Linked DNA regions of Homo sapiens: region 2 is linked to region 1. A link is a loop called in an ENCODE intact Hi-C map of the cell type or tissue named here. Cell type or tissue: CD14-positive monocyte. All regions are shown on one strand.

Region 1 (2,500 bases):
GATACTTTTGGGTTCACAGAGTTAATGCTGATGAAGGGTCACTGCACAGTGGACTTCATTTTCTCATCTGCAGGAAGGTGATAATGATGGCACCTGTCTCATGAGGCTACATAATGCGATGGAGGTTACATAATGCGATGCTTAGCTCAGTGCATGGCACACAGAAAGAGCTCCATCCACGTGCTCTGTGGGTGTCCAAGGGGAGGGCTGAGCGCGTGATGGAGGGGACTGTAGGGCAAGATGATTCCGTCTTGGGGAGGGAGCCAAGCAGGGTTCATGGAGCGGGTACCGTTAGAGCTGGACCTTGAAGGCTGGGAAAAAAGGGAAATGGGATGGGGGGCGGGCATTGCTGGCAGATGACATGGCCTGAGCAAAGGCAGGGAGGCAGGGTGGGCAGGGCACATCCAGAGAATGACGAGGATTCAGGGGAGGCAATAGCATGGGTGCAGGGATGTGTGTGGTGAGAGATGAGGCCAGGGGATTTTGAATGCCAAACTGATGTGTTCAGACTGGATCCTGGGGACCGTCATAAGCCATGAAAAGTATTGGGACAGAGGAGGGACCTGGAGAGATTCAGCCACCAGTGTGATCAGATCAGAATGTTTCTTTATGCAATGGGCAATTAAGGAATTCCCAAGCTTTTAGCTCACACAAATAAGACCCCAACAATCCTCAGATGCACATCTCTGGACAATTGTCCAATTAGTTCCTCTGAATAAATTCTTAAAAGTGGAATCCTTGAACCATGTAATTGGCATTTTTTATATCTGGGTTAGACACAGATGGAACGATTCAATCATTTGCCCTTGAAGTGGATGTCTCTTGCCACAAAAATAATGGCCAGTATTTGTGGAGCTCTTGCTGTGAGCCCCACTCTGCCTGGATGCTTTGTGAATCATTTTGTCTGTAATCCTCACAACAGCTTCAGGTCATTACAGAGAACTGTGCAGAGAGAAAACCAATGCTCAGAACATTAGGTAACTTGCCCAAGGTCACACAGCCTATGAATCATCCCCTGACTGTGTAGAGGGTCATAGGCTGGAAGGGCAGTGGGCAAAAGCAGTCCTAGGCTGGGGGAGGTATCGGGAGTTAGGGGACTGCGTGAGCTTGGGTCAGTGATTTTAACTCTAGGAAACAGAGACCTAATAACAACATCCATCTCAAGATGAGGTTATGAAGATTATTATTATTTTTTGTACCCCATTTCTGTTGAAGGTTGTTAAGATTAAATGAGTCACATCGCATGAATTGCTTAGAACAGGACCCGGTGCCCACTATGAGCAATTCACTAAGAGTTTATCAATAATCAGTTTGAATCGGCCAACATGGGCACGTTGGGAGGTGCTCCCCCCTTGTGGTTATTGCTAGTATTGCGTGAAGATGGCCACTTGGGGCCCGACTCCCAGCATGCACTAGGACAAAGGCCACAAAACCCGGGGGTGGGAAAAGACCCCGCCCCATCCCAGCTGAGGTCCGCTCCATCCTCTTACACAGGGAATGGCGATTTCCCATCACAACCACCATCTGCCACCTCCTGTCTAGTTGACCTCTCTGTACCTGTTTCCCCACCCATATGAATGACTTAGCACAGAACTCAAAGCCCCAAAGAATTGCTTCTGGTCCCCTGCCCAGGAAAGAGGTAAGCTTTCCCTGGAGAAAGAGCTTCCCAGTTGTACATGGCTAGAGTGTTTGAAGGAGGTATTCCAGCTCTGTGGATACCCCTTCAAGTAAGGTTGCCAGGTAAAATACAGGATGCCCAGTTTAGTATAAGTATGTGCCATGCAATGTTAGGGGTACACTTCTAAAACATCCTTTGCTGTTTATCCGAAATTCACATTTGAGCACCCTGTTATTTGCTAAACTCAGCAACTACCCCTGGGTGTTTGGGGCAGAGGCAGGGGCTGGGCTGCCTGGGAGGGGGCGACTGCCCATTCTGGGCCAGGAACCTGGGATGTCTCACTTCAGCCCTCCCAAGCTGGTGGGAGGAGTCTCTGTTGCTAACCCCACTTCACCATGAGGCCAATGGCGTCTGAAAGCCACACAGATGATGTGCAGCCTCCAGGATAAATGCTCACAGAGGAGGCAGCTACTACAGCAATGGGGGGAGTGTTGGCCTAGAGGGAGCCCAGAGTGAAACCACTTTTGCAAAAATTATAACAGTGAGAAAATTATGGCAGTGAAAGAGATATGATCTAGCCAAGTCCTGATCTCGCCCCAGGCCTTCAAGCTGCCCCTAATTATTCCTGGGCTTAGGCCAAGCTAACTTTGGGAGACAGTTTATAGTTTAAATGATAATAGCCCTTCCCCAAAACTCAACCACCTTTGCGAAGCTAATAAGAGACCACCAGGGTAGGAGAACAGAGAAGGCTGAATTCTCCTAAGGTGTAGACATAAATGATAGCCAGTCATTATTCTGGAGGTCAGAAGATATGCAGCTTCCCCAAGTACTCCTGCAGGTAACATCACTATTTTAGAACCTAAGATTGGCCTTTTGTTGTTA
Region 2 (2,500 bases), 170 kb after region 1:
TCACTCTGTCACTCAGGCTGGAGTGCAGTGGTATGAATATGGCTCACTGCAGCCTTGACCTCGCAGGCTCAAGTGATCTTTCGGTCTCAGCTTCCTGAGTAGCTGGGACCACACAGGTGCAAGCCACCATGCTCAGCTAATTTTTAAATGTTTTGTAGAGATGGGGTCTCACTTTTTTGGCCAGGCTGGTCTTGAACTCCTGGGCTCAAGTGATCCTCCCATCTTGGCCTCCCAAAGTGCTGGGATTACAGGTCTGACCACTGCACCTGGCCTATGTTTTCAATTCTCTTGGGTGTATATCTAGGAGTGGAATTGTTGGTTATATGATATCTCTATTTATTTTTTTTTTTTTTGAGACAGTGTCTCACTCTGTCACCCAGACTGGAGGGTAGTGGCACAATCTTGGCTCACTGCAACCTCCGCCTCCCAGGTTCAAGCAATTCTCCTGCCTCAGTCTCCCGAGTAGCTGGGACTACCGGCGAGTGCTACCATGCCTGCGTAATTTTTTGTACTTTTAGTAGAGTTGGAGTTTCACTACGTTGGCCAGGCTGGTCTCAAACTCCTGGCCTCAAGTGATCTGCCGGCCTCAGCCTCCCAAAGTGCTGGGATTACAGGCGTGAGCCACTGCCTCTGGCCTCTGTGTTTAACCATTTGCGGAACTGCCAAACTGTTTTCCAATTTGGTGGCACCATTCATTGTAGATTCCCACCAGCAATGCCCCAGGGTTCTCATCTCTCCATCTCCTCGTTAGCACTTGTAATTGTCTACCTTTGATTATAGCCACCCTAGTGAATGTGGAATGGCTTCTCATGGTGGTTTTGATTTGCATTTCCCTGGTGTTTAGCATCTTTTCACGTGCTTCTTGGCCATTTGTATATCTTCTTTTTTTTGGAGAAATGTCTATTAAAATCCTTTGCCCATTTTTAAATTGGATTGCTTGTCTTTTTCATTGTTGTTCAGTTGTCATTGCAGTTTAAAAAGAGGAAACTGAGGCTCAGAAGGGGGACATGACTGGTCCAGGGACACTGGGCTCACAGGCAGATTGAGATGGAACTTGGGTTGGTCTCCACCTCCCACCCAGCAGATTGGGGGCCACCTTCTCTCCCCCCACCAGAGCACCTCTCCCCAGCCTCCAGTTTCGACCTGGCCCTGCCAGGCCATCTCAGGTCCTATCCTTGCATTTAAAGGCGTAGGGCCCCACAGCAGAGGGTAAGCCGGAAAGCGAGGAAGCAGCAGTTCTGAGGAACCAAGCTGGTCCTCTCTTCCTCTCCAAATCACGCGGGCCTGGCTGACGTGGCCCGGGAAGAGGGGACAGCCCGGGTCCTGTGGTCGGGGAGCCTATTTATACTGGCTGGGCCATGTTGCAAGCTTTTCCTGCTGGTGAGAGGGACGTCACTGATTGCTGACCTCACCAGAAACGCTGACGCATCTTTCCTCACGCTTGGCTGGGATGGTCAGCGGCCAGGCCTCCTCACCTCCGAGCCACTCCCTGTCCTCCTGTGTATCACTTCACTCTGGATGCTCCGACAGTGGCCCCAGCCCCTGTGCCCTCCAGCTATGCCTTCCTCTTGCAGGCTGCATGGACTGAATGGTGTCTTCCCTGAACTCATGTGTTGAAGTCCTAACCATCGTGTGTCAGAACGTGACTGTATTTGGAAGTTGAGCCTTTAAAGAAGTAATTAAGGGCCGGGTGCGGTAGCTCACGCCTGTAATCCCAGCACTTTGGGAGGCCATGGCAGGCAGATCACTTGAGGCCAGGAGTTCGAGACCAGCCTGGCCTACATGGTGAAACCCCGTCTCTACTAAAAAAATACAAAAATTAGCCAGGCATGGTGGTGGGCACTTGTAGTCCCAGCTACTCGGGAGGCTGAGGCAGAGAATTGCTTGAACCTGGGAGGCAGAGGTTGCAGTGAGCCAAGCTGGCGCCACTGCACTCCAGCGTGGGTGACAGAGTGAGATTCCATCTCAAAAAAAAAAAAAAAAGAAAAGAAAAAAAAAAAGAAGTAATTAAGGTAAAATTGGCCAGGTGTGGTAGCACATACCTGTAATCCCAGCTACTCTGGAGGCTGAGGCAGGAGGCTCGCTTAAGGCCGGGAGTTCAAGGCTGCAGTGAGCTATGAAAGCACCACTGTACACTTAAGCCTGGGCAACACAGCAAGACTTTGTCTCGAAAAAGAAAAAAAAAAGGAATAATTAAGGTAAAATGTGAGTGGGCCCTAATCCAATGTGAATGGTGTCCTCATAAGAAGAGATAAGGCCAAGCGCGGTGGCTCGCTCCTGTAATCCCAGCACTTTGGGAGGCTGAGGCAGGTGGATCACCTGAGGTTAGGAGTTCGAGATCAGCCTGGACAACATGGCGAAACCCTGTCTCTACTAAAAATACAAAAATTAGCCTGGCGTGGTGGCACACGCCTGTAATCCCAGCTACTCAGGAGGCTAAGGCAGGAGAAGCGCTTGAACCCAGGTGGCAGAGGTTGTAGTGAGCTGAGATCGTGCCACT

What was found. Hi-C counts contacts between places; a loop is a spot of excess contacts. Peaks named below come from ENCODE experiments on the same cell type or tissue, not always from the same donor. Only the 100,000 strongest peaks of a DNase experiment are listed, where the experiment ranks them.
Region 2: a loop joins it to region 1, with 4 times the contacts of the local background. A loop is called at or near these places in 3 of 110 quality-filtered maps.

Annotation. Positions count from the first base shown.
Region 1 is chr22:30,444,223-30,446,722 of GRCh38, reverse strand. No RefSeq gene overlaps it. Among named protein-coding and RNA genes, the nearest start is that of MTFP1, 20 kb to the right of the region's middle. RefSeq lists an enhancer at 1,247-1,541. In CD14-positive monocyte, CTCF peaks have their summits at 1,118 and 1,319 (motif pointing left); DNase peaks (open chromatin) are centred at 972 and 1,372; H3K27me3 peaks cover 2,346 bases.
Region 2 is chr22:30,269,901-30,272,400 of GRCh38, reverse strand. No RefSeq gene overlaps it. Among named protein-coding and RNA genes, the nearest start is that of OSM, 4.3 kb to the right of the region's middle. In CD14-positive monocyte, no CTCF peak of the experiment used is centred here; a DNase peak (open chromatin) is centred at 1,360; H3K4me3 peaks cover 758 bases; H3K27ac peaks cover 1,527 bases.